2 separate regions of the Homo sapiens genome follow, and region 2 is linked to region 1. A link is an interaction called in ENCODE POLR2A ChIA-PET data of the cell type or tissue named here. Cell type or tissue: OCI-LY7. All regions are shown on one strand. Each heading gives the region's core, and the rest is flanking DNA. Links, peaks and the distances in the headings are about the cores only. Region 1 has its middle 10 kb from the start of TLK1. Region 2 overlaps METTL8 (methyltransferase 8, tRNA N3-cytidine).

What was found. Peaks named below come from ENCODE experiments on the same cell type or tissue, not always from the same donor. Only the 100,000 strongest peaks of a DNase experiment are listed, where the experiment ranks them.
Region 2: POLR2A ChIA-PET joins it to region 1 with 14 read pairs; 13 of 35 experiments call an interaction of 5 or more read pairs at or near these places.

What each region holds. Positions count from the first base shown.
Region 1 is chr2:171,166,534-171,175,758 of GRCh38, forward strand. It overlaps a transcript of TLK1 not described here. Among named protein-coding and RNA genes, the nearest start is that of TLK1, 10 kb to the left of the region's middle. RefSeq lists an enhancer at 6,619-6,948. In OCI-LY7, for the core only: no CTCF peak of the experiment used is centred there; no DNase peak of the experiment used is centred there.
Region 2 is chr2:171,326,792-171,336,016 of GRCh38, forward strand. METTL8 (methyltransferase 8, tRNA N3-cytidine) reads right to left here. Exons shown (of 10, transcript NM_001321154.2): 6 at 5,013-5,076; 7 at 3,768-3,907. Among named protein-coding and RNA genes, the nearest start is that of METTL8, 100 kb to the right of the region's middle. RefSeq lists an enhancer at 39-563. In OCI-LY7, for the core only: no CTCF peak of the experiment used is centred there; a DNase peak (open chromatin) is centred at 3,920; H3K4me3 peaks cover 1,020 bases; H3K27ac peaks cover 3,697 bases.

The DNA.
Region 1 (9,225 bases), core at 732-8,731:
AATATTGTGTAGGCCATATTTATCCTAAAATGTTTTTTATTGATTTGAAATTCAAATTATCTGAGCATCCTGCATTTTAATTTGCTAAATCTGGCAACCCAAGCCCTTTTGAAGTAAGCAAAAAGATATTTCGTAAGGTAGTATCTGTGAAAGACGAAGATTCTCTGACCTGGCAGTTCCGTTCCAAAGAATGTATCCTAGAGGAATTCTTGCTGCTATGCACCAGGAGATAAGAACAAGAATGTCCGCGGCACTACTGTTTGTAGTAGTCAAAACCTGGAAATTACCCAAATGTCCGTCAACAAGAGAATGGATAAATTAGAGATATGTATATTTGTACAGTGGGATACTACACAACAATTAAAATGCTCACAAATATAATGCTCATTAAAAAGAGCAAGTTACAGAAGAACAAAGTCAGTTTGATTCCTTCTCAAATATTCAAAATCATTCAAAACTAAATCATATATTGTTCAGGAATACATTAAACTACAAGGAAAAAAATGGAAATGAGAAGCCAAGATCAGAGTGGTTACCTCCTTCAAGGAAAAGGGCACATGTGATCATGGGAACTCAGAGGGACTTCAAAAACACTGCTAAAAGCACCACTTGTTAAGCTGGGTGGGAGTACGGAGGTATGTTTGTCTTATTCTTTCTCTTTAAACTACATGTATATATTAGATCTACTCTTACATGTATGAATTATTACATTACAAATGTTGAAATGAGGAGTATTGGGCCTTCTTCCTTCTTATCAGAGTGAATTGAAATGTCAACAAGGCCTCCTCTGCCTGGACTCACCTCCAAATTTTTGTTTCCTTCTTTGTCCAAAGGTATGAATATAGATCAGAGCTCTTAAGATGCCTACCCTGCAATCTCAACACGCCCCCTCAATAGTTTTTTTGATTAGTTGCTTAGACAAATGGCTCCATTACATTAGATTATGAAGAATTCTCATTTCATTAAGTTGGTTCTATCTTCATTGCACAATTCACAAAACCACTGCTTGAAAGTTTTGGTTTCCAAATCCTGAAGAGATAGTTCCAAGCTTTTGTATATAATAGGCTAGATTACACTTCCTCTGCTCCCTCCAGTGATGGAAATGTTTTCTCTCAGATTTGTCAATCCATTTGAAAAAAAGAAAACCCTTGGTCCATACACAACAAAAACTGGAATTACTAGATTCTCAAACAAAAACTGGAATTACTAGATTTATTTCACCTGAGGTTAAATAATTGTAACCAACTTCAGAACAATAATATCCCCTCCCCCAAAGTGCACTAGAAGCTATCCTCCAAGGACATGGTATTATGAAATGTTTACAAAAACAAAGTACAACAAGCAAACAGTGCTCATATTACAAATTTTGAATCAATAGTGTACCTCTTAACAAAGCAGGCAACTTTGAAAAGTAATTTAAAAATATATAAATTATAATTTATAATTATAATCTAGTGTTACACTTTACTTATCCTAAATTTTACTGATTAAACCAAAATATAAATTTATCACATTAAGAGGGAAAAACAAAAATGCCCAAAATCTTACCCTGGACATTGTTTCTGCAGCATAAATTTTTTTGTAGGCAAAAGAAATGGAAGTTTCTTTTCGTAAAAAATATCAAATATCTTTGATCTTCGACAATATCTTTCCCACTCCATAGTTTAAAGATTTTCAGAATTACTTAATGCATTCCCAGAAAATAAAAACTAAATGCCAAATCTTTCTTAATTCGATACATGGCAAAGGAGACATATATAACCTCATATGAATTTAGAAACTTTGAAACAATATGGGAATGTAAAATATTGATGAGAATTTCTTCCTCCTCTTCCAAAAAAAATAAAAAAATAAAAAAATAAACAGTCAAAATGCCACCATGAAGTAAGAGCGGGGATTCTGAGCTGCAAGTGATTTTTTTGTTTCATGATCCAGGTGCTGATTAGAAGTGTGTATTCAGGGCGCTGTGGCTCATGCCTGTAATCCCAGGACTTTGGGGGCAAATTAGGAACATTCTCCCATGGATTTGTCATAATTCAATGAACCATGAATCACTGAATCATAAAAAGAATTCATAGTTTGGAAGATAGGGGTTGGAAAGAACTGGTGTCTAAAACAGACTTTAGCTATAGATACAAGATAATATAAACACCAATAATGGGAGATAAGATGATGCTAAGTCTAAAATGTTAATAGAACTATCACAACAATATAGTTACATTGAGATTTTATTTATAATGATGAGAGTTATTCTGGAAGTGTGTGCTCAGGGTGCAGTGGCTCATGCCTGTAATCCTAGCACTTTGGGAAGCAGAGGCAGGTGGATCACTTGAGGTAAGGAGTTTAAGACCAGCCTGGCCAACATGGTGAAACCTCGTCTCTGCAACAAATACAAAAAGCCGGGTGTGGTGGCGCATGCCTGTAATCCCAGCTACTTGGGAGGCTGAGGCAGGAGAATCGCTTGAACCTGGGAGGCAGAGGTTGCAGTGAGCCGAGATCTCGCCACTGCACTCCAGCCTGGGCAACAGAGTGAGACCCTTTCTCAAAAAAAAAAAAAAATTTGTTTTTTGATCCACTAATTTCATTCTGGGAATCTATCTGGAAGAAACAATCTTAAATTAGAAAAAATGTGTCTGTGCTTTTTCTCTTTGTACACAAAGATAATTCTATTCAACATTATTTATAGTAACAATAAAATTGAAAATAACGTAAATGTACAATATTAAGCATATGGTAATAAATTATGGCTCATCTATCTTATAAAATATGATAAGGCCATTAAAATGTTTGTGAAGATTTTATAATAACCAAAAGCAATAGTTTGCTTATAAGAGCATCTCAGTGAATAAAGCAGCATAAAATATATATATACAATATAGTCTCAATCATATAAAATGTGTATAACAAAAAGAATGAAAGGAAATATATCAAAATATTTTTATTACCAGTTCTCACTATCTTTCCCAGGCTGGCCTTGAATTCCTGGGTCAAGGATTTTTCCACATAATTGGAATTACAGGCATGCACCACCAGGCCCAGTTGAAAATATACCAAAGTATTAAGAGTGGTTGTCTTTCTGTGGTAAAATAATGGCAGATTTTTGTTGTTAGCCTTTGTACTTTTCAATATTTTCCAAACGTTTTATAGGAATAGCAAGTACTTTATGGGGAAAAAAAACGCTGTATTTTTTCAAATGACTGAGTTTATTACCCCAGATTAAATTAATGAAGACCAAGAAAAAGAAGGATTAACAGGGGCTAGAAGAAAAACAAAACGTTTGGTGCCTTCTTTTCCGCAGATAGTTAAAAGCTATTGTTTGGCTTTTTATTGATTCAATTAAGCAAAGGTAGATTTTTAAAGTATTTGTGGAAAGCTTTCAGGAACCCACTAGCAGAATCAGAGGAATGGCCATCTTTGAAAATCACAGTAGAAAATAAGAGCAAACAAAACTAAGTCTGCAGAGCAAATGACAAAACTGAAAAGAAACAGCATGCACACATGAAAAGAAAGGCATAAAAACATGGCAGCAGTGAGACTAACCATGATAAGTTTAGTTATTAAATGTAGATTCCCTATTAATAGAAAAAGCCTCCCAGATTGTGTTAAAAATTAAAATCCAATACTTTACTGCTTATAAAAAAATACTTCTAAATAAAATAAGACAAAAAGACTACAAAGAAAAGGATAGGTAAATATGTAGTAAGCAAGCTTGTAATAAATTAGAAAAAGCATTATTACATTAAAATAGAATTCAAAGCTTAAAGGTTATTTTGATTTAATATAAACATGAGATACACAAAAAGATAAATGTCAATAGATACAACAATTCACAAAATTGAAAATAAATTAGCTAACTATGGGAGTGTTGCAGAACCACTACCTCACTGTATCAGTTTTCCTCTTCTTCCTGGGCACATGGGTAAAGTATACCTTCAAGTCTCCTTTCAGTGAGATAGGGCCACGTTATTGGGTATAGACAGTGGAATGTAAGCAGACATCTGGTGTGTCTCTTCCAGACAAAAGACTTAAGAGTCATTGCGCCACCATCACACTCTGTCTTCTCCTCTGGTAGGTACTATAGAGACCAGATAATGATGCGAAGTCACAAGGTGAAAGTGCCCTGGATCTTCCAATCACTGCAGGGAGCGTAGCTGCCCCATAAGTTGGCACCAGACTTTGCATGTAGAGAAATAAACCTACGTTGTTTGGTGCTTTATTTGCTATTACAGCATAGCCTATCCTGTCTTGATTAACACAATGGACAAATGTCAAACCACCCAAATAGTCAAGAAATTTAAATTAAACAATGAAGTACTACTTTTCATCAATTAAACTAAAAAGAAAAACTTAGAATATTAATACTCAGTGAAGTGGGGTAAAGAATAATCTTTTCAATAAATGAGGCTGGGTCAAATGGATATCCAGAGGGGAAAATACGTACTTTGACCCTTACCTCACACCAAACACAAAAATATATTCCAAATGAATTGTAGCTGTAAATATGAAAATTAAAACAAATAAAGCTCTTAAAAAATCTAAAAATATTTTTATGATCTTAAGTTAGGCAAAGGTTTCTTATACAGGACATGAAATGTGCTAACCATATGGGATATTTTTGATAGGTTAAACAATATTAAGATAAAGAACTTCTAATCATCAAAAAACTTGCTTTAAGACAGTGAAGAGACCGGGTGCAGTGGCTCATGCCTGTAATCCCAGCACTTTGGGAGGCCAAGGCAGGTGGAGGGAGGTCAAAGCTACAGTGAACTGAGATCACGCCACTGCACTTCAGCCTGGATGACACAGTGAGACCCTGTCTGGAAAAAAAAAAGAAAAGACAGTGAAAGGATGCTGGGTGCAGTGGTATGCACCTGTAGGTAGTCCTAGCTACTGAGGAGGCAGAGGCAGGAAGATTGAAAGTTCAAGATCAGTCTGGGCAAAATAGGAGACTCTTACACTGCCCTCATCTCCAAAAAAAAAAAAAAAAAGACAGTGAAGGCAAACACAGAGCGGAAAAAGATAGTTGCAATACATATATTTGACAAAGGACTTGTATTCAGAATATGTAAAAAGCAAAATAAAACCTTTAAGGAAAAGATAGATAATATAGTAGAAACAAACAAAAACTTGAACAGTTGCTTCACAAAAAAGAATAACCAAATGCAAAAAAAAATGCTAAATATCTTTAGTCAACAACAGCAAAACAATTAAGGCAAATGAGATACCACTCAACAGACAGGCTAAAATGAAAAATATGAAATGTCAGTAAATATGTGCAACACTGGGAACTCCCACACACTGGTGGAAGTGGATATTGGTACCTGGTAGCAGTAACCACTAAAGCTGAAATGTCCATATCTGTGATCCATCAATTTCATTCCTAGGTATATACCCAACAAAAATGCGTTACATATATTCATCAAAAGCACATGTACAAGAATGTTCATAAAGCAGCACTGTTTGTAATAGCCCCAAACTAGAAACTATCTAAGTACTCATTAGAATAAATAAATTATAGAATATTCACATAATACAATACTATGCAGAAATGAGAATTAACAAATCACAACTAAACACAATGATGTAGATGAACTGTACAAAAATAATGTTGGGCAAAGGAAGATAGACATGAAAGATTACATACTATGTGATTCCATTTATATAAAGTTTAAAAACAGGCAAATCATTCTATGGGTTAAAAATCAGGACAGTGGTTACCCTTGAGAGGATAGGAGGGAGGCTTCTGAGTGACTGGTAATGTTCTGTTTCTTAGTTTAGGTTCAGGTTACAAAGTACGTTTACTTTGTGGAAATTCATCAAGCTATATACATTTAGATTTGTACACTTTGGTACATGTAGTTATACTTCAATAAAATGTTTAACAAATACAATAAAAATATAGACACACCACACACACAATACAAAATTATGGGAAGTATCTACTTAAACTAGTTGATATGGTTTGAATCTGTGTCCCCACCCAAATCTCATGTAGGATTGTAATCCTCAGTATTGGAGGTGGGGCCTGGTGGGAGGTGATTGGATCATGGGGGTGAATTTTCTCCTCCGTGCTGTTCTTGTGATAGTGAGTGGGTTCTCATGAGACCTGGTTGTTTAAAAGTGCCACCTTCCCCCATTTCTCTCTCTTGCTCTTATTCTGGCCATGTAAGATGTGCCTACTTCCCCTTCGCCTTCCACCATAACTAAAAGTTACCTGAGGCCTCCCCAGAAGCCACGCAGATGTCAGCATCATGCTTCCTGTACAGCCTGCAGAACTGTGGGCCAATTAAACCTCTTTTCTGTATAAATTACCCAGTCTCAGGTATTTCTTTATAGCAGTGAGAAAACAGACTAATACTCTAGTATTCTCATACCTTGTTGATAAACTGGTACAAACATTTTGGAAAGTGATTTGGATATATGTATAGTCCACTTTAACTGTATAACATACATATATTCCTATTTCTGAGAATCTTTCCTAAGAAAAAAATTCAAAATATGGGGAAATACTATGAATAAAAATGTTTATCACAGAGTCAAAGTCAATTATAACTATAGCATATCCTGTTAGTATAGTTTTATTCAGCCAGTTGTGACTACTTTGAAAACTCTGGTGCAACATGACAAAAGCTTTTGGTATGATGTAGGGTGAAAAAGGAAACAGAAACTTGTATGCTCACTATTATTATAACTAAGGAAATATACCAGTTAGAATAACATAACTAAAAAGGAAAACACACAAATGATATATATGCAACTTTCTTGCCCAATCTCATCTACTCTTGTGACTCATACGGATCACATATGTACAGAGCTAGACAGGATCTCACTCTGTTGCCCAGGCTGTAGTGCAGTGGTGTCATCACATCTCAGTGCAGCCCCAAACTCCTGTTGCCCAGGCTGTAGTGCACTGGTTTCATCACATCTGACTGCAGCCCCAAACTCCTGGGCTCCAGGGATCCTCCCACCTCAGCTTCCAGAGTAGCTAGGACTACAAGTGTGCACCAGCATGCCCAGCTAATTTTTTTTTCTTTTTTTGGCAGAGGCAGGGTCTCACTATGTTGCCCAGGCTGTTCTCAAACTCCTGGGCTCAAGGCATCCTCCCCGCTCGGCTTCCCAAAGCCTGGTATTATAGGTGTGAGCCATCACATCTGGCCCAATGATGACTCTTTAATTTGTTTCTTCAGCCCACATCTTTCTCCTGAGCTCCAGGAGGTTCAGAATTGACCCTATGCATCTCCCCTTGGATGTTCCACAGTTTTCTCAAATGTCTTCATCCTATATTCACTATCTTGGGTAGAAATGACCAGGAATAAGAACCAAGACAAGAACCCAGTTAGTTATCCAAACAAGAGAACTGAGAGTCATTCTTGTCACCCCCAGCTCCCCATTTCCCATACCTCCATCCCTTGCCACTCCCTAAGACTACGGTGTCTCTTAAACAGCCTGTTGAATCCATCTCCTCCCATTCATTCATCTGTCCATCCATCCGTCCTTCTTCCATTGCCTTAGTTCAAACTTTTATTATTTTTCCTCCTGGATTATTCCAAAAGCTTTCCAACTAGTCTTTCTAGCACTATGTGATTCTTTTTCATCTTTTTAATCTTGTTGTCACCTGCCTGTTTTCCCAGTTTTATATCTGGTTACTCTCTCATGGGAATCCCACACTGCAGCCACACGAAAGTTATTACAGTGACCAAACAGGTTATACACTCTGTTTCACTTCCTTTGCCTTCCTCCAGCTTGGAATTTCCTACTCCTACCTATTCTTTCCCCCACCCTTTTCCTAATCTTATTTGCTTGACTCACCATTCAAGATGCAGCTCAAGCCTCTCCTTGGCTAGAGAACCTTTGGGGAATCACATTGTTATATGATTGTAATCATGGGGTACACTAATTCTCCTTCTTGTTTTTATCACTAACATTAAAACGGAGCAATTTTTTAATTTGCCAAGGTACTCTTCATAATTATTATTTAACATGCAATATTAAGCTCTCTATCTCCTTGCTCCCATGGCATACTAGTATAATCTTTATTATATCACTTATCACTTTGTTTTAGAATTATTTTTTGCATGTCCTCCTCCTCCACTAAGCCCTGAGTTCCTTGAGGGCAAATACTTTTGTCATATTCATTTCTATATCCTTAGCACAGAGCCTGCTGCAAAGTAGGAATTCACTAAATGAAAGCTAGTCAATGACTAAGTAATGGTGATTGTGTTCACACAATAGTCTTTTGGATAACATTTTTTTTCCTTTTCTCAATTCCCCAAATTTTCTGTAGCTACTTATTATTTAGATTCACCATCTTTTTTTTTAAGGGAGATTTAGAATATAACTTTTAGTAATATTACCCTTAACATTTTAAATGATTTTTATTTATAAAATGCCTTATGACTCCCAACTTCACTCAGTAAGTACAATCAAGGCTGGGTGAAGTAGCTCATGCCTATAATCCCAACATGTTGGGAGGATTGCTTGAGGCTAGGAGTTTGAGACCAGCCTGGGCAACACGGCAAGGCCCCGTCTCTATACAAAATGGATAAAATCAGCCCCAGGTGCGGTGGTGCAAGCCTGTAGTCCCATCTACTTGGGAGGCTGATGTGAGAGGATTGCTTGAGCCCAGGAGGTCAAGGCTGCAGTGAGCTATGATTGTGCCACTGCACTCCAGCCTGAACTACAGAGTGAGATTGTTTCAAAAAAAGTACACTCAGCCCTCCGTATTCATGGTATCTATATCCATGGATTTAATCAACTAAAGATTAAAAACATTTGAAAAAAAAAAGAAATAGTAGTGGTTGCATTCTATGCTGAACATGTACAGACTTTTCTTTTTTGTCATTATTCCCTAAACAATACTGTATAGCAACTATTTACAGAGCATTTACATTGTACTAGGTATCATAAGTAATCTAGAGATGATTTAAAGTTTTTAAGTATGTAAATATGACACCATTTTATATAAGGGACTTGAGTATCCATGAATTTTGGTATGGGAAGGTGGTCCTTAAACCAATCCCCTATGGATACCAAGGGACAACTGTACATACACAATGAAGAAAAACTGGAGCACCATTTGTTATCTCCCATTCTATCTGTAACACACTTCATCATTCCTAATTAACAGTTACCTCTCAGTCTTTATCTAACTAGCCCTCCTAGCAGTATTTGATTCAGCTGATTGCTCCCTTCTTCTTAAACCTCTGTCTTTATTTGACCTCTGGG
Region 2 (9,225 bases), core at 887-8,886, 160 kb after region 1:
GGCCTGGAAACAAATCTGCTTCCTAACACGCTGTATTATTCTCCCTGTCAATCCTTCCTGCATGTTATCGATGAATAATTCTGCTTAAAATGATAATTTTGTCAAATCATCTCCTTGCTCAAAAACTTTCATGATTTTAATCCATAGGATAAAATTTCAATTTCTTAGTTGAGCTCTTAAGATCTCCTACTACTGACCCCAATTAATCTTACCAACAGCTTTCCAATCTGAAGCAGCTCCCCTAGCCAAACTGTCATGCTTGGCCCTGAGCAGCCTCTGCCTTTGCTCACATGGTTTTTCCTCAAAGAATTCTCTCCTCCTTACTGTCTGCCTATTTAAATTTTATTCACATTCCAAGCCCTAGTTCAACAGCAGGGAGCCTTTGCTTTTCTCCTTTACTGTTTATTCTACTTATTTGGCTTCCAGTCAAATACAATCCCTTATAGCTGCTCTTGATTTAGTGTTTTTGGCTAAGTGTTCATGGCTTTATGTGTGATTATGGGCCAGGGATGGCATAGATTTCAGATCTCATATTAATTCTGAGTGACAGCATCGGCTGCCTACAGAGCTCTGAGAAGGACTCATAAAGCTCATTGCGAGTTACCGAGTACAAAATCGATTATCAATGTCTGCCATGGGCAGAGAATGGTAAATGGCAGCTTGTGTGCTAAGTCCTTGTCTCTGCCTTATCTAAGCTACTTAAAGCTGCTGAGGTTTTCTTATTTGAAAAAAATGAAAAGTTTGAATCAGATAATCTGTAAATTCCTTTCAATTAAAACACTGTTCAGTGGAATAGTAAGGTAAAACTCAGATTATGTCATGTTATGAAGGAAGCAGATACTGAGAAAATGAAAGCAACTATAAAACAAGAAAGAAGTAGGACAAAAGGAGGTGGCATGATTAGGTGAAAAGTCCTTTTAAAAAAACTAGCACATAAGGACATAAAAGAAAAAAGAAACGTATTTTTTGTTTATTTTATTACAGGTTATTTTCATACTGTGCTTATATCATAGGCTTTGCGAATGAAAGAAAATCATATCTAAACCTTAAAATATTCACTTTCAATATAAATATTTTACGTACATAGCAAAATCTTTCTGTAATTATTAGTAAAACAAGTATGAAACTAAAATGCAGAAAAATAAACAATCGAACACTTTAAAATGTAGCCACCTCCTCCTGCAAATTCTTTCCTCTCAGCTATCCTTTAATGTCTGGGGTTGAGGATAAAGGCAAGGAACGGGAGCTACTTTTCTTGCTCATCTCATCTTGGTTCATAGTGCAGTTCCCGAGCCAATTCCTGAGAACTGCAGGTGGGAGTGGGCTGGGGGTGAGATGGACAAGACAGGAATGGTATGAAGCCCCTTTTCTTTCTTCATCCTACTTGGGCCAACTCTGCTGTCTTCACTTATCTCTGGATAGAGGGAGAGGAGAAGGAAGAGATAAAAAATGTATTGACTGCCTGCTTTATGCTTGGCTCTGTAATATTTTGTATTTTCATTTCAGTGACAAGAAGGACAATTCGCTCTTCTTTTGTAGCCACCTACAATTTATTCCCATTTAAGCTGGGTCCTCCAGACTCAAGGTCTAGCCAAATTGCTTGCCATTTGCTTATGCCTGAATTTTCCAAGCTACCAAGATGCTACTTTTCTAGAACTTTTCTGGGGTTGAATCTACTACTATAGTCCTAAGTGACACTATAGACATTGCCTTGGTTTTAGTTTTTTCTTTTTTTGAGACAGGGTCTTACTCACTGTCACCCAGGCTAGAGTACAGTGGCGTGATCTTGGGTCACTGCAACCTCCGTCTCCTGGGTTCCAGTGATTCTCCTGCCTCAGCCTCCAGAGTAGCTGGGATTACAGGCATGCAGTACCACGCCCAGCTAATTTTTGTATTTTTATCATTTATTTATTTTTTTGAGACGGAGTCTCTGTCTTGCCCAGGCTGGAGTGCAGTGGCATGATCTCCACACACTGCAGCCTCTGCCTTCCAGTTTTAAGCAATTCTCCTGTCTCAGCCTCCCAAGTAGCTGGGACTACAGGTGTGTGCCACCACAGCCAGGTGATTTTGTATTTTTGGTAGAGATGGGGTTTCACCATGTTGGCCAGGCTGGTCTTGAACTCCTGACCTCAGGTGATCCACCCGCCTTGGCATCCCAAAGTGCTGGGATTATAGGCGTGAGCCACAGCGCCCAGCCTTTTATTTTTTTTTTGAGACAAGGTCTTGCTTTGTCGCCCAGGCTGGAGTGCAGTGGTGCAATCTCGGCACACTGCAACCTCTGCCTCCTGAGTTCAAACGACTCTCCTGCCTCAGCCTCCCAAGGAGCTGGGATTATAGGCGCCCACCACCATGCCTGGCTACAGGAGGCAGAGGTTTCACAGTAGAAACGAGGTTTCACCATGTTGACCAGGCTGGTCTGGAACTCCTGACCTCAGGTGATCCACCCACCTCGGCTTCCCAAAGTGCTGGGATTACAGGTGTGAACCACTGCACCTGGCCTTTCTCTTCTCTATAACATTCAATTCAAATCATGAGAAAATACATTATCTGAACTAATTTCAAATAGTCTTTTTGTGGTTATATGTAGAATTTAGATGTTTCTTGTTATGGGTGTCAATGGGGAATCTTGTTCTCTATCCACCTCTCCATCCTTTTAACTGTTCATATAAGGAAACCAAACACATAGATGACAACTTTCTATTAGTACCTGAACAATGCCTACAGTCTAAACAGATTAGCAGAAAGAAATAGGTTATAGAAACTGGGAGGAAACAGTAGCTTCATAAAACCTGACATACCTCACTAGGTGCTAAAGTATCTTATTTCAGATTTATTTGGAAATGGAATTTGTTCTTCTACAAGTAATCAAAGTGCTCATTTCTGAATGGGAAGTAAAAGAACTGTAAAGGGTCCTAGTGGCCTTTTAATTGCAAAGAAATAAGCACATGGTAACTCAGTTTCTATGGAAAAGGGTCACACTCATCAAACAAAAAGTGGTTGACGCCAAGTCTGTATCTTCCACCAGGGAACTGTGAGAACCCAATTTTAAGAAACCTTATGAAAGCACAGACCTGGTACTTACCATATGTACCCTTTAATACATAGAAGATGGCAAGATTTAAGAAAGGTAATCATTCTAATTGCTGGTAATATCTCTTTATGTTTTCTCTCTGGAGAAAAGCTATGTTTATAGTTTTAAAACACTGTATGAAACTAAGTCATAAATATTTAAATGATGGCATCAGGCTAACCTTAGATCATAAAGGTCCAAGGATAATCTGGCAAATCTTAATAACTCCTGATTCCCTAGTGTGCTTCTTTAGAACAAAATTTTTAAAGCCCATCAACAGGCCTGTGTGAAGCCAAACAGATCCCAAGCCCACCTCTTCATGAACATTCAGGAAGACACTACACTAAAGATGTTTGTTTCTGATCACCAAGTACAATTTCCCTCTTGGGAGTCTATTAGGTTGTTCTGAATTTGTAATTTCCTTGAAGCACTGTCACTTTTAATAGGTATGTGTCTTGCCAGAATATGCTCACTTCATTCTGACAGTGACAGAAAGCTCATTAATGAAGTAGTCTGACCAGTTTCTGTCTAAAAGTACGAAGAAAGGAAAAACTGCCTTTAAAAGGCTGTGTATTATACATAATGTTGCTCACTAAATAATAAATTCAAAAATTGTCATTTTTGCTTTGATAGTTCTGAAAACCACTACTGATAAAGGAGCTTTACACATCCACTTTGCCCTTTCGTCTTCATTTACCTGTCAGGATGAATAGAAGAGAGCACAAAGACAAGGAGAATGACATCCAGGATCCCATCTGGAAAAGGGTAAGGTAAGCCATCATCACATACATCATGAACAAAGGCAAAACACTGGGTTGCTCTGTAGGACGAGTGTGACTGTCATGATAAAGGAACAGAAAGCAAAAAGAGGACTTAGTAGACTTCCGGGATTTTTTTTTTTTTAAATAAAAAGGTCAAATTTTTAACCTTTTCTCCCAAAAGCCTTTCCTCTGTCAGTCTGAACACTTTTTTCCAATTCAGTATTGTTAGCTTATTTCAAGCTGCCCTAAAAAAATTAAGGCTAGCTCTTGGCCTTGATAACAAATATCCTTCGCAATCCCTCTTTAACTTTAAAAGTAGAGGAGGGTAGGCTTTCTGAGTTAGTAGACAGTGTTGTTAGAGGCCTGCTCTGGGTTGCTGTTTCTGAACTTAAAGAGGTTCTGTTTGGACTACGATTATTCATGGGCAGGCATACATTCTAAATTTTGTAGGTCAGTACCCTTTCTGGTCATTTCTTGTGTGTTGTTGGCCTTTCTTTCTTTCTTTTTGAGACACAGTCTTGCTCTGTCACCAGCATGGAGTGCAGTGGCGCAATCTTGGCTCACTGCAACCTCCGCCTCCTGGGTTCAAGCCATTCTCCTGCCTCAGCCTCCCAAGTAGCTGGGATTACAGGCACCCACCACCATGCCCAGCTAATTTTTGTATTTTTAGTAGAGACGGGGTTTCACCATGTTGGCCAAGATGGTCTCGATCTCCTGACCTTGTGATCCGCCTGCCTCGGCCTCCCAAAGTGCTGGGATTACAGGCGTGAGCCACCATGCCTGGCGCTGTTGGCCTTTCATCTTTTTTTTTTTTTGAGACAGTCTGCTCTGTCACCCAGGCTGGAGTGCTGTGGCACGATCTTGGCACACCGCAACCTCCACCTCCCAGGTACAAGCGATTCTCGTGCCTCAGCCTCCCAAATAGCTGGAACTACAGGCACGTGCTACCACAGCCAGCTAATTTTTTTATTTTTAGTAGAGACAGGGTTTCACCATGTTGGCCAGGCTGGTCTCAAACTCCTGACCCCAGGTGATCCACCCACCTTGGCCTCCCAAAGTGCTGGGATTACAGGTGTGAGCCACCACGCCCTGCCTCTAGTGATCTTAAAATCAAAACAACTTTTATTGTTCTGGGGTAATACCTTAGGCATCAGTTGGTATGATTCCCAGGAGTAGCATACCTTTACGAGCTCCACAGCTCCAGAAGCAAAATCACAACAATACAGAAAGGACTCCGGAGAGTTCCTATGAAGATGGAAGAAATATTTATTTATTTTTTTGGAGACAGGGTCTTGCGCTGTTGCCCAGGTTGGAGTGTAGTAACGTGACCATAGCTCACTATAACCTTGAGCTCCTGGACTCTAGCGATCTTGCTTCCTCAGCCTTCTGAGTAGCTAGGACTACAGATGTGCCTCACCATGCCCAGCTAATTTTAGATTTTTTTGTAGAGATGGGGTCTCACTATGTTGCCCAGGCTGGTCTTGAACTATTGTTCTCAAATGATCCTCCTGCCTCAGCCTCTCAAACTGTCAGGATTATAGGTGTGAGCCACTGTGCTCGGCCAGAAGAAATATTTATATCTGGAGTCTAGAAATACTCAAACTAGAGAAGAAAGGAAACTGTAGGTCTGACTTGTTAATAAGTTATTTCCACCCCCGCCCCTCAGCTTTTTTTTTGAGACAGGGTCTCGCTCTGTCACCCAGGCTGGAGTATAGTGGCACAATCACGGGTCACTACAGCCTCGACCTCTGGGGCTCAAGTGATTCTCCCGCCTCAATCTCCCGAGTAGCTGGAACTACATACAGATGTATGCCACTGTGCCTGGCCAATAGGTGGTATGATTTTTAATTGGACTCTTCTTAACTTAAATATGTTCTGTTTGGCCTTTATCTGAAATTCAGTAATGATGGCTGGACCATGGTTACTTAAGGCAGCCATATACTCTGAAATTTGTAGACTAATACTCCTCTTGATTATACTGTGTATGCTGGTATCAAATAATCCTTGCATCATGTTGCTTAGTACCATGTCTGAACTACAGAAAGAGGTCAGCATGTCATTAAACAGTAAGGATGGTCCTGGCTCTCATGGGTTTTATAGTCTAGTTGGGGACATAATTGGTTTTATACAACTTCTACAGGGGTGTCAAGAGGGTCAGCACCCTGAGGTATAAGTCTTAAAATTTCTGAAGGAGGAGGATGTATTGTTAAGTGAGGAGAAGGGGAAATGGTTGAAGAGTTTAGAAGTGGGAGTCACATGCCAGGGATGAGAAGTAGCACTAATCCTGAGAGCCCAAACTGGTATATGGCAGGATAAAAAGGTGGGCCTTGAAGCATATCATTAAGACTTCTAATCTGACTCAAGAAGCATTCCAAGCAAGGTGAACCTCTAAATAAATATGGAATTTATTTAGCTAAATAAATATGCATTTAGCAAAATCTGACCCAGGTGCAGGTTATACTCTTTTTTTTTCTTTTCTTTTTTTTTTTTGAGACCCCAGAGTTTCGCTCTTGTTGCCCAGGCTGGAGTGCAATGGTGCAATCTCGGCTCACTGCAGTCTCCGCCTCCTGGGTTCAAGCAATTCTCCTGCCTCAGCCTCCCAAGTAGCTGGGATTACAGGCATGTGCTACCACGGCCGGCTAATTTTGTATTTTTAGTAGAGACAGGGTTTCACCATGTTGGTAAGGCTGGTCTTGAACTCCTGACCTCAGGTGATCCACCCACCTTGGACTCCCAAAGTGCTGGGATTACAGGAGTGAGCCACCGCACCTGGCCTCAGATTATATTCTTAAAGGCAACTCATTGATGAATAACTATGATAACATATAATTCACTCATTCTATGGCACTAGGGATTTGCATTCAATTTAAGATCTATCCAAATAAGTTAAAGTATGATTAATAGGATTTTGTTATGAAAAGCTAACCAGTACTGAATCAAAGTTAAAACTCATACTGCTTGGTCTTTTCTCATCTGTCAAACATAAAAATAGCACTTTACTTCAGCATGTTCCCCTGTTTTTTTCTGATTAAATCCATATAATTGTGACTTGTAATTTGCTGGGTGTTTGAAATGTATTTGAAATGTTCTCAGTAAACACTCAGCACTATGTGGCTAATGGTTAAGGGCAGGGGCTTTGGAACAAGACTGCCTAAGGTTTGAGTCTCAGCTTTACTACATAGTTGCATGACCTTGGGCTAGTTGCTTAATCTCTTCTTTAATTCAATTCCCTCATCTTTAAAAAAAGAGATAAACATGGCATCTAAGATGGTTGTTTGAAGTGAATGGATTCTTATAGCTAAAGTTTCCAGAAAGGTGCCTGATTCAGAGTAAGCACTCAATAAATGTTAGTCATTATTATAATTGTTGTTGCTATTATTATCATCACTATTATTATTAAAGGAGATTGTTTTTGCCTTCCAGGAGCTTAAAAACTAACATAGTCCTCTAAAACAAAACAAAACAAAACAAAACAAAACAAAACAAAAACCAAAAAACTTCCATATAGTTCAAAATGCTTTTCTGGACACTGGTATGTCTAGCTCATTATAAAAGGTCTGCAGTCTACCTTTGGGCAGTAGTTACCACATACCCATAAGATATAGAACAGTCTACGAGCTAAAGGAAAGCATGTGCCATATGCCATGTGTCCTGCCACGGTGGCAGCATGACCTCTAAGATGGAATTCCCACTGTATCAGCAGCCCAAGGTGATGTCTTGTGACCACCCAGTGACTTTCCAGAACCTTTCTGTAAAATCAGCTGACTACCTTGGCTCTTCTCCCAGCAAACAGGTGTAAATATCACTACTACCACCACACCACCAAGCACTCTCTTGGCAGGGGTCTATGAATTAAATGATCCTTGGAGAATGATATGACCTCTCCATTTCAGAGGTCTAATTATGGTAAAATATTCTGAAAATGTAAAACATTAATCCTACACTCTCTAAAAGTAGTAAAACATAATTTCTTAAGCAGAAAAAAAAAGTCTAATAATTCCTTTGGAAGGCTAATCACTGGTTGCCTTTAAAAGATGAATTAATTATCTGAGGTTATTGAGCTACAGTAATTTCTAAAACATAGGTATGAGGCAAAGAAAGACAGAGCTAAGAAGAAAGAGTTAGGGAGTGAGGAACCAAGAGCTTGCAATTATAAGCTGAAGGGAGAAGCAGAGGTGAAAAATACAACTAGCAAGTGGGGGAATGAGAGATATTAATCAGGCAATATGTATTGAGCTCCAACTAAGCTGTACTGTTAGGCAACCTGGGAAATCAGATTAGGATAAAATATGCCCTCTACCTTAAGGAATATAAAAAGTGGTCGGAGAGACAAGGCATAAATAAATGACATGCTAAATAATACCTTGAGATCAGTCATAAAGTAACACACAATCAACTGCCAATGTAGTGTATTTACGTGTATTATAAGCTCAGAGACCACTGGGGTAAAGGAATATGGCTATGTGACATAAGCAAGTTTGAAATTTCAGCCCAGAAACTAGAAAAAGGAAAACAAAACTAACAAAGACACAAACAGAAAGGACATTCAGAACTGTAAATTTACCAGCATCACCCAGGCCTGGCCACATTAACTGGTTATTAAATGATAGTAGGAAACTACTCACTATTCATTATGTTAGGTTTATAATAATATTAGAGAGTATACTGAGTTTTGGGAGATATATCCTGAATAATCAAGGATAAAGTATCATGATGTTGGCATTATATTGGTAATTGTTGAATTGAGGTGTTAGGCATATGGAAATTCACTGTACTCTTTGCTTTTCTGAATGTTTTTTAATTAAAAAAATTTTTTTTGAGACAGAGTCTCTTGCTCTGTCACCCAGGCTGGAGTGCAGTAGTGCGATCTCAGCTCACTGCAACCTCCACCTCCTGGGTTCAAGCAATTCTCCTGCCTCAGCCTCCCGAGTAGCTAGGATTACAATTGTGCACCACCACACTCAGCTAATTTTTGTATTTTTAGTAGAGACAGGGTTTCACCATGTTGGCCAGGCTGGTCTCAAACTCCTGACCTCAAGTGATCTGCCTGCCTCGTCCTCCCAAAGTGCTGGGATTACAGGTGTGAGCCACCGCACCAGGCCCCAGATGCTTTTACATTTTAATAATAAAAAGTTTAAAAGATCACATCATTTAAAAATATGCATAAAGACTGAAAGGAATTAAAACAAAAATTTTGTCAGTGGCTATGTTAGGATGATGAGTGATTCCCTCCCTCTCCTTTTCCTCTAATGGAAATGTTCTGCAACGTGCTAATGCTGATTTTATAATGGAAAAATAATGTGAACTTAAAAAAAATGTGTAAACTTAAAAAAGAATAGAGCTTGGCAGATTGGCCATAGATAAAAGGTGTTTGAAGAGTTTTGTGTGTTCATC